Linked DNA regions of Mus musculus: region 1 is linked to region 2. A link is a loop called in an ENCODE intact Hi-C map of the cell type or tissue named here. Cell type or tissue: left cerebral cortex. All regions are shown on one strand. Each heading gives the region's core, and the rest is flanking DNA. Links, peaks and the distances in the headings are about the cores only.

Region 1 (5,383 bases), core at 174-5,173, 340 kb after region 2:
CTTTCTTTCTAAAAACTTTCTCCATATCCCTAGGCTTACTTCTCAATCATAAAGATAGAGTCAAGACTGGGTGCTCTGATTGGTCGTCCAAACGCATCAGTATAAAGTGTAGGTCATTAAAAAAAAAGTATGTTGCTGTACTGAGACCTGTGTATTCTTGACAAAGAAATCTAAGATGAATTGAGACTATAGCAACTGCTCCAGAAAGTTCTAGTCTCACATCCTAGATCTTATAAGACCCACCCTGAAAATGTTGAATTAACTACAATCAGAATGTAAGAAGGACATATATCTCTGAAGGAAGACTGTTCACTTGCTAGGAAGCCCACTGTCTAGAGGTGAGAAACTCAGGGTTTCAGCTGTGATGTTGAGTAAATCCTGCCAGCTGGGTAAATAAGCCTGAAACAATGGGCACTCTGAGCCAGTGTTTACACAGTGCAGCTACAGCAGAGGTGACTGTGCCACTCTTTTTCCCAGGTTGGCTTTGTCTCCTGGTGTTCTCAGGGGTAACCTGACCTTGACTTTAGTGCCAGCACCATTTATGAGCGTCTAATTGCCTGCCACTAGATAGCATTTCTGCCATTGGCTATCTCCAAGGCAAAGAGCAGCACCATTGGAAGTTCCCGTTTAAGGCATTAAGTGGGGCATGAGTAGAGCCAACTAAAACAGTTCAGTGCTGTCAGGATTGAATGGGAAGACAACGGAGTCACTGTATGTCTCTCTTGGCTCTGGCCCAAAGCACCGTGTTAAAGTCCCAATCTGGAGAGCCTGACCTTTGTAGAAAGATCAGTTGTCTGGATGACTTAATCGGGTTTCCCCTGTTAATCTCTGTATGTAACTCATTGTTAGAGCTATTAAGCAGCATCCGGTGGAAATTTCTGGAAATAGTATAGAAACGGTCCAAAATCTAAACACGGGGAACTCAGCCTGCCCTTATGATGTCAGTTTCTGTTTTAGTTTAAATATTTTTAGTGGAGAGTCAAGTTAAGCCAGACTTCTTGTTTACAATGGAGCAGTATTGAATTTGGGCAAGAGGACAATGTACTTACAGTAGAGTTACCACTGTGCAGTTGGTTATGTCAAAATCTCATATTACAGCTCGTTAAGTGGATGTTTCTGACAGGGCTAGACAGGACAAGCTTCTTTACCCTGAAGGGATGGCAGGCCAAGAGCCATCGTTAAGGGAGCCTGAACATATAACTCTTCGGTATTTCACCATGGATCTTACAATCCCTTTTTTTGTTAATCTCTCTTTTGTATAATTGTAGCACTTGGAATTTCCTATTCTATGCACTGATAAGAAAGTGAGTGTGGGGGGCATGTTTATATTATAAGTGAATTGGAGTGTTGGAGTTCTATGCTGTTAGAACTTTCTAAAAAAAAAAAAGTTCTATGTGACAAACCAACCAACCAACATGACTGGCTTTAGGCTTCCTAAACAAAGAACTTAAAAAACAGCAACTTATTTGTAAGATACGGCCAGAGAGCACTTGTCTAAGAAAGGAAACTTTGCTATTGTGACTCCAGCATCTTTATTTAGATGATTTTTAAATGTAGAAATTTGCTATAGTGGATTCTATGAAGAGATAGAGAGATAGGAGGCCTGAGCCACCCTTTGGCATCACCACCCTTTGTAGATTTGAGATCCCAGAGCAACTAAGGCTTAGAGGTGTTTTGTTTTGTTTGTTTTGCCTTTTTAAAAAACATTTCTTTTTTTAAAAAGATTTATTTATTCATTTCATGTATGTGAGGATAGTACACACTGTCACTGTCTTCAGACACACCAGAAGAGGACATCAAATTCCATTAGAGATGGTTGTGAGCCACCATGTGGTTGCTGGGAATTGAACTCAGGACCTCTGGAAGAGCAGTTAGTGTTTTTAACTGCTGAGCCATCTCTCCAGTCCTTGCTTTGCTTTTTGTTTGTTATTTTTGTTTTCTTTTTAACCTAAATTAATGGAATACCTAGCTCAGCTCTGTCTCAAGTATGAGTCATACCAGAGGCATTCTTCAGGTGCTCAAGCTCAATAAGGCCAAGAGTTAATTAAACTCTCACAGTCATTTGGCATGGCTATTGTCTCTTTCCTGTATCTTCCCTCCTACACTCATCCTGATGGATGTATGGATGTATGGATACCAAAACAATGCCTTTAGTCATACAGCAAGTTGGTAGGGTCCAGCTTGGAGTCTCTACAAAATCTGTGATACCACAAGGAAAAAATCTGGGATATATGATCACAAGTGAAAAGCAGCCAAAGAATAATACCCATGTTGTTCAAGTGTGAAAGGAACTTAAGGGTAAATGCACAATAAAGCCTCGGGCCCCGCTTGCCTTCCATGTGAAAGTAGTGCCCCCTGGTGCACAGACAGAGTCATCTTCAGAACTGGCTGAGGAAAAGGAACTTTGACAATTCGACCGCCATCTACATACTTCTGGATAAGATCGAGCACCCATCCTTAAAATTGTGCTTTTCTATTAAGCATCCTTCTTTCACTGTGTGTAAGACCACCACTCCCCAGCAATGCTCTTACATGAAACCAAGACTTTGCAGCCCCCACAAGGATCAATGAAGGACTTCTAGGATAGCTGATCATGGATGATCTGATTTCATGTAATCAAATACTTCTGGGAAAATTAGACATGGTATCGAGTTTTCTTAGTTTCTTAGATCCAGTCAATTGTTTTTACACATTGTGGGGCCACCTATCTACTTCTGTGGAAATAGCCAATTTGGTTTGGTTTGTCTTAGTTTCAGAGAGACTCTTGATTTCTCTTAGCTATTATTGACCATTTCAACATAAAGGAGACAGAACACTGTACTCTACTTTCTTTCTAACGTGTTTTCCATGTGATGTTAGTTCCTCTGAGTAATTTCAGTCTGTAGCAAGGAATATGGAGTGGGTTATGCTTATATCAAGTCTTTTGGGGAAAGGTTTGGTACAGTCGTTGCTCTCTGCCCTGCAATATGCAAGCCTGAAGTTTTGTATTAAAATCAGTCACACCATCAGGTGTGTCTATGTTGGGTTGCCTTATTCGTCATAAAAAGATCAAACTGATTAGACCAAAGAAGTTTTTCAGTTCCCATCATTCCAAAATGCTTAATGTCCAACCATCTTTCTAAAAGAGGCAATGCTTGTCTGAGTTCTTTTTTTTCCCCTTCTTCACATCCTCTCACCTCTTGGAAGATCCCCAGTAGACACTAGAGATAGTGTACAAGTGATTATTGCTGCTTTAGCACAGGCAAGGGAAATTAGCATCCACACCAGCAGATATATGTTACTTGGCTACAGTTATATAGATTATATAGGTTATAGGTTATATAGGTTATATAGGGCTGCACTATATCAACAGCAGGGCAGAGGTAAGGAATTTCAATTTATGTTAACAAATTATAGTTCAGGCAGTTTCCCTCAAGCCCAGACTGTTGCTGCCTATAGGAACATGCTCCCTGGGCCCCACCATTGGCTGTCCCTCCAAGACTTTCAGTTTCCAGCTATTGATTTCACTGAATGGTCAGACCACAGGGAGTTGGTGCTGAACATGAGTAAAATACTCAGCTCCTTCACGCTTCATCTCCTTTGTTCTCTGTACCTAGGAGACCAAAGTTCCTCAGTCACTTCCTTGCCTTTATTTCTACAATAACCCAATACAAAAGTGTCCATGCTCAGTAAGCATGCCTCTCACTGTAGCAATAGCCCTAAGCAATATAGTCAACCAAGGAGGCAATCACTTGGGATTGCTTAGGTGGAAGACACTGAGGTTTCTTTCAAAACCTCCTATGTCCGATGAGGTACGTTAGCATCAGAAATTCACCCTTATTCAATTAGATATGGCTCTACAACAGCAAGGTTCCTACCTTGGGATTTGGAGCTGTTTATATATCAGTCTCACTCACCTCCTCAACAAGAGTCTCTTGCTCAAGGGACAAACTGACTAACTTAGAAATCCCAGCGCTACCTAAATTTATTTACAATGATGCTCCCACCACACCTTATGTTCAGGTTTTTTTCCTCATGGTGCAGAATGATTCTCCTTTGATGGCTTTTTCTTTTTAGACAAAGTCTCAAGGAACCCAAGTTGGCCTCAAACAACTAGATGGGGATCATCTTGATCTCCAAGACCTAAAACCTTGCCCCCAAGAGCTGGGATTATAGGCATGTACCACCACTCCATAGCTGGCTAAGGATGCCAGTTTCAGTCCTGCATCAGTGCCTTCTTTAGAAAGGCTGAACCTAGCACCTTCCTCCTTGCCCAAATAAAGTTGTGCTTAAACATTACACTCTTGACTGAGCCATTAGGTCTGATATTCTTTGGTGTCAGTAAACGCCTGGTATCTTTCCTCTGCAGTTCCTTTTAACAATTCTTTTGAACTATTGGGCATTTATTCTGTCTTATTTGTCTTTTTTTTTTTTTTTTGAGACAGGGCCTCTCTATATAGTCCTATCTGTCCTGGAACTCTCTATGTAGACCAGGCTGGCCTTAAACTCAAAGATCTTCCTGTCTCTATCTTCCAAGTGCTGGGAGAATTAATAGTCTGTGCCACCTCATGCCACTATGCTAGGCTGGGTGTTTATTCTTAACACCATCATTCAGTGACCATGTGTTAGCTTTTGAGACTGTAGATGTCCTATAACAACAGACATCAGTCAGTTTTCTTCTTCTTTCTCCTCTTCCTCCTCCTCTTGTTCTCTTTCATTGTTTTTTGTTTGTTTGTTTGTTTTTGAGTTTTTTTGTGTTTTTTTTTTTGAGGTAGAGTTTCGTTGTGTAGCCTTGGCTGTCTTGGAACTTGCTCTGTAGTCCAGGTTGGCCTTGAACTCAGAGATCAACCTGCCTCTGTCTCCTCACTGCTGGTATTAAAGGCTTGCATTATCACCACCCAGCTCAGTTTTCTCTTCCTATCATGTGGATTTTGGGAAATGAACTCAGGCCATCAGTCTTGGCTGAAAGCACCTACTGAGCTATCTCACCAGTTCCTTACAGATATTTAAAAAGAAACAGTATAATTTTATGCCTATAATATCTTAGGTAAGAAAGGCAAATCATTTGAAAGACATATGCTATCGAAGTTCATAAGAGATAAATTGACACATGATAGATAGATAGATAGATAGATAGATAGATAGATAGATACGTAGATAGATAGATAGATAGATAGATAGATACATAGATAGATAGATAGATAGATAGATAGATAGATACATAGATAGATAGATAGATGGATAGATAGATAGATAGATAGATAGATAGATAGATAGATAGATAGATAGTAGTGTCAGCCTAGTGGGGTTTACTCCACAAATGCATGAGTAGTTTTAACATAGAGGTCATGATGGCAGAGAGAAGGAACAGCTGAGGGGTCACATCTTGATCCATAATTACAAG
Region 2 (5,383 bases), core at 302-5,301:
TTATCCTCCAATGCTGACCCTCTGCCTACTTTCACCTTCCTCTCTCGACCCAAACCTCTTTCCTCATTACTTCCTTTCCCTGTCATATAATAACAATTTTTAAAAATACATTAGCTTTTTAAATAGGGTATATATTTCAAACCATGAAAACGCTAATGATAGATATATGTGAAAACTCACAAGCTAGGCTCTGTATCGTTGGCTTCTTTTCCGCCATACTGTGCTTCAATGTCAGCTGCTACCTGACTTATTCAAATACAGTTTTGCATCTTGGGTGAACGCTATAACACTTGCTTGCAGATCATCCTTTGACCTGATGCAAATGTCACAACACATGCTTCCCCTTCCCCACACGGAGCCACATGTGGAATTCAGCCATTTTTTTATATTCTCAAGCATTCCGGCATAAGAGGGTGTCGGGCAGTTGCTTCCTGTCATGCACTACTGTCATTTTCATTTTCTTTCTTTCCTTCCCTTTGTTTCCTTGCAGTGCTTCTCACTCTACACACAGGGCAAGTCACTGCCTCTGCTGCTTGCTTTCCAATATGTTCTGTAGCTTTGCTCTCCATATAGGAGAGTTTTATTATGCTCTTTCCGTACTCACTACAACTGCAAGTTCACTCTCCCGCCTCACTTTCTTTCTTTCTTTCTTTCTTTCTTTCTTTCTTTCTTTCTTTCTTTCTTTCTTTCTTTCTTTCTTTCTTTCTGTGTCTAATACATGTACACATTTGCATGCACTCACATGCACACTGATACACACATGCATGCACATACTTCAAAAATATAAAGTTAGTAATTAAATTTGTTCTCTAACAATTTCACACATGTATGTAATGCACACTGGTCACACTCATCCCTGAGATTCTCCCCCCTCTTCCTACCTCGCCACCCTCCCCTACTCCCCACCCCCACCCCCGTCTAACATTTCCATACAAACCTCTTTCTGTGTTCATATTTATTCATTCTTTAGTGGCCCACTGAGTTTAACCAAATCTACTTGTGAGGCCATGAGCCTGACCCTGTCTGTTGGAGTCTAGTGGGCTCAGCAGTGGTATACAAATGTAAAAAAAATGACCCAATCTGTCTCAGATTCTACCCATAGTCAATAGTTGAAAAGTAAGGGGTACGGCCCTCCTAATCCAGGATTGATTTGCACTGGACCTGCACAGACTGGTCCTGTCACCACAAAGCAAACTTCCTTTTACAGTTAGAGAAGAACTCTGTGTAAAATGTTCTCTGAAATGCAACTGCTGACAAAGGTTCAAGGGGATGGTTATCATTGTAATATTGAGTATGAGACTGCAGTAATCTACGAAAGTTATTCTTTTCAATTTGCCAGTGTTAAGTGACCAACTGACCTCCTTCCCTTCCTTCCCCTTCCCGCACAATAAGATGTGTTTCACTCAAAGTTCTTCTAGGTATTGAGTGTGGCTATTTCCACCAAAACATTCCAAATGGTTACGATTGGCTCTGGGCTGGAAATAACATCCTTAAGGAAATGATTTTCAGAAAGAAACGCCTGAAGCTACATCCAGCACCACCACCATTCTCTACCATCTTAGGTTTTCAGTTGGTGGCAGAGCCTGTGGGTCATGCCTAGAGGTTGTGCCTCTTCCATAGGATTTAAGGATAAATCTTGATTGGTCTACACCAACTGTGACAGATTCCAGACAGAGCCTTGTCAGCATGAACCTATAACCTAGTTCTAAATAATACACTGTGAGCAAATATCTACTCGGAGGAAAAATGGCTTGGAAAGTTTGGGGGTGGGCAATTTTATTTATGAGTATTGTATTTCCAACATTTCCACCTCCCTTCCAACTCCTTTTATGTCCCAATACTACCCCTCAAATTCATTGATTCTTCTTACGTGTGTGTGTTTGTGTGTGCACATGTGTGCGTGCGCGTACACACACACACAATTTGCTGAGAATATGTAGTGTTGCTCATATGTACAAGTGTTTAGGACAGACCACTTGGGGTTATATAAGTTATAGGACCCTTGCTCTAGGAGAAAACAGATTCTTCTTTTCTCAACTGCCACTAACTGCCTGTAAACCTTCATCTGAGGTTGGGGTCTTATGAAAATTCCCCTATTGGCATGTTAATGTCAGGGTCCATGTCAAGATAGAGCTTCCCTGTGATGTCTAGAAGATACTCTTTAGCAATAGGCACCCTAGTTCTCTGGCTCTTCATTCTTTTTTATTATTATTAGATATTTTCTTCATTTACATTTCAAATGCTATCCCGAAAGTCCCCTATACCCTCCCCCCACCCTGTTCCCCAACCCACTCACTTCTGCTTCCTGGCCCTGGTGTTCCCCTGTACTGGGGCATATAATCCTGGCAAGACTAAAGGCCTTTCCTCCCATTGATGGCTGACTAGGTCACACTCTGCTACATATGCAACTAGAGACACAAGCTCTGGGGGGTACTGGTTAGTTCATATTGTTGTTTCTCCTATAGGGTCTCCCTTTTAGCTTCTTGGGTACTTTCTTTAACTCCTTCATTAGGGGCCCTGTGTTCCATCCAATAGATGACTGTGAGCATCCACTTCTGTATTTCTTGCTCTTCTTTCTTAAATGAAAGGAATAAAGAAAAAGAAAAAGAAAAATCTTTCTTTTTCTGCTGCTGATGTTTGTTCATGTTTACACCTAGTGAGAAGCAGCAGTCTTTTGAGCCTGTAAGTTTGGAGTTTGGGCTTCTTACGTTAGAAGCATCCTGGATTGTTATATTCATATAATGACAAAACTGAACTCCTCTGAACATACTATTTATGATAAGTCAGTGCTGGCCATTTTCTCTGGGGCTGTCATTTTTATTCAAGTGCTTCAAGGAGCTCTGCCCCACTCACCAGCTGCTCTAGCATGGCTCCAGGCTCAGCTTCCATTCCTAGCAACTAACAGCAACTTTTCTTAGAAAAATAAGTACTGACTTCTCTGGTGTTTTGTTTTTTTTTCCCCCTCCACTATGCCAACCAGTCTCTGGACAAAGATGCTACAGGGGTGATAAGTGGTGTAATCACAGGCTTGACTTCTTTTCATTCTCATGAGGGAAAGAATCACCAAGCCAGTCAAGAACGAACAATTTTAGGGAAGTCACTAGCTATGCCTATATATCGTCTCTCTTGTATGTAGAACTAAATAGCAGAATGAAGTTTTATAACAATAGCATTGACATGATGCCTTAGTGGGTACTCAAAGGACTGACTGTTTCTAGAAGCACATTCAGTTGTTTTTTTTTTTTTTTTAATTCTTTCTTGCTGTCTAACCACAGAGGTTTTCAGCTCAGCAATGCCTGGATGTCAACTCAGGTTTATGCCAGTGATTTATAGGTCTTACCAGCAACTAGAAATTGGTGAGATTGATGTGGCTAGAGTGTCAGTAGGCCCACGGTGACATGAAGCAACCTTCTATATCTTCTGACAGCTACTCTTTTATACAATGAATGATGGCCTTTTATCATTAACCAAAAATACTCCATGTATGAAACTCTGGCTTTCAAATAATTACAAAACATGACCTAGGCTTTTTTTTGTTTGTTTAATATTTTATATTAGGTATTTTCCTCATTTACATTTCCAATGCTATACCAAAAGCCCCCCATACCCTCCCCCCCACTCCCCTACCCACCCATTCCCACTTTTTGGCCCTGGCGTTCCCCTGTATTGGGGCATATAAAGTTTGTGTGTCCAATGGGCCTCTCTTTGCAGTGATGGCCGACTTGGCCATCTTTTGCTACATATGCAGCTAGAGTCAAGAGCTCTGGGGTACTGGTTAGTTCATAATGTTGTTCCACCTATAGGGTTGCAGTTCCCTTTAGCTCCTTGGGTACTTTCTCTAGCTACTCCATTGGGGGCCCTGTGATCCATCCAATAGCTGACTGTGAGCATCCACTTCTGTGTTTGCTAGGCCCCGGCATAGTCTCACAAGAGACAGATATCTGGGTCCTTTCAGCAAAATCTTGCTAGTGTATGCAATGGTGTCAGCATTTGGAAGCTGATTATGGGATGGATCCCCGGATATGGCAGTCTCTAGATGGTCCATCCTTTCGTCACAGCTCCAAACTTTGTCTCTGTAACTCCTTCCATGGGTGTTTTGTTCCCAATTCTAAGAAGGAGCAAAGTGTCCATACTTTGGTGTTCATTCTTCTTGAGTTGCATGCGTTTAGTAATTTGTATCTTATATCTTGGTTATCCTAAGTTTTGGGCTAATATCCACTTATCAGTGAGTACATATTGTGTGAGTTCCTTTGTGATTGGGTTACCTCACTCAGGATGATGCCCTCCAGGTCCATCCATTTGCCTAGGAATTTCATAAATTCATTCTTTTTAATAGCTGAGTAGTACTCCATTGTGTAAATGTACAACATTTTCTGTATCCATTCCTTTGTTGAGGGGCATCTGGGTTCTTTCCAGCTGCTGGCTATTATAAATAAGGCTGCTATTAACATACTGGAGCATGTGTCCTTCTTACCGGTTGGGACATCTTCTGGATATATGCTCAGGAGAGGTATTGCTGGATCCTCCGGTAGTACTATGTCCAATTTTCTAAGAAACTGCCCGACTGATTTCCAGAGTGGTTGTACAAGCTTGCAATCCCACCAATAATGGAGGAGTGTTCCTCTTTCTCCACATCCTCGCCAGCATCTGCTGTCACCTGAATTTATGATCTTAGCTATTCTGACTGGTGTGAGATAGAATCTCAGGGTTGTTTTGATTTGCATTTCCCTGATGATTAAGAATGTTGAACATTTTTTCAGGTGCTTCTCTGCCATTCGGTATTCCTCAGGTGAGAATTCTTTGTTTAGCTCTGAGTACCATTTTTTAATGGGGTTATTTGATTTTCTGGAGTCCACCTTCTTGAGTTCTTTATATATATTGGATATTAGTCCCCTATCTGATTTAGGATAGGTAAACATCCTTCCCCAATCTGCTGGTGGTCTTTTTGTCTTATTGACGGTGTCCTTTGCCTTGCAGAAGCTTTCCAGTTTCATGAGGTCCCATTTGTCAATTCTCAATCTTACAGCACAAACCATTGCTGTTCTATTCAGGAATTTTCCCCCTGTGCCCATAGCTTCAAGGCTTTTCCCCACTTTCTTCTCTATAAGTTTCAGTGTCTCTGGTTTTATGTGAAGTTCCTTGATCCACTTAGATTTGACCTTAGTACAAGGAGATAGGAATGGATCGATTTGCATTCTTCTACATGATAACAACCAGTTGTGCCTGCACCATTTGTTGAAAATGCTGTCTTTCTTCCACTGGAAGGTTTTAGCTCCCTTGTCGAAGATCAAGTGACCATAGGTGTGTGGGTTCATCTCTGGGTCTTCAATTCTATTCCATTGGTCTACTTGTCTGTCACTATACCAGTACCATGCAGTTTTGA

The links. A loop is a pair of places that touch in the nucleus more often than their neighbours do. Peaks named below come from ENCODE experiments on the same cell type or tissue, not always from the same donor. Only the 100,000 strongest peaks of a DNase experiment are listed, where the experiment ranks them.
Region 1: it touches region 2 in a loop (4-fold over the local background); 21 of 42 quality-filtered maps call a loop at or near these places.

Annotation. Positions count from the first base shown.
Region 1 is chr1:51,996,399-52,001,781 of GRCm38, forward strand. It overlaps a transcript of Stat4 not described here. Among named protein-coding and RNA genes, the nearest start is that of Stat4, 9.2 kb to the right of the region's middle. In left cerebral cortex, for the core only: a CTCF peak has its summit at 2,358 (motif pointing left); a DNase peak (open chromatin) is centred at 2,351.
Region 2 is chr1:51,657,887-51,663,269 of GRCm38, forward strand. No RefSeq gene overlaps it. Among named protein-coding and RNA genes, the nearest start is that of Gm31636, 38 kb to the left of the region's middle. In left cerebral cortex, for the core only: no CTCF peak of the experiment used is centred there; a DNase peak (open chromatin) is centred at 2,852.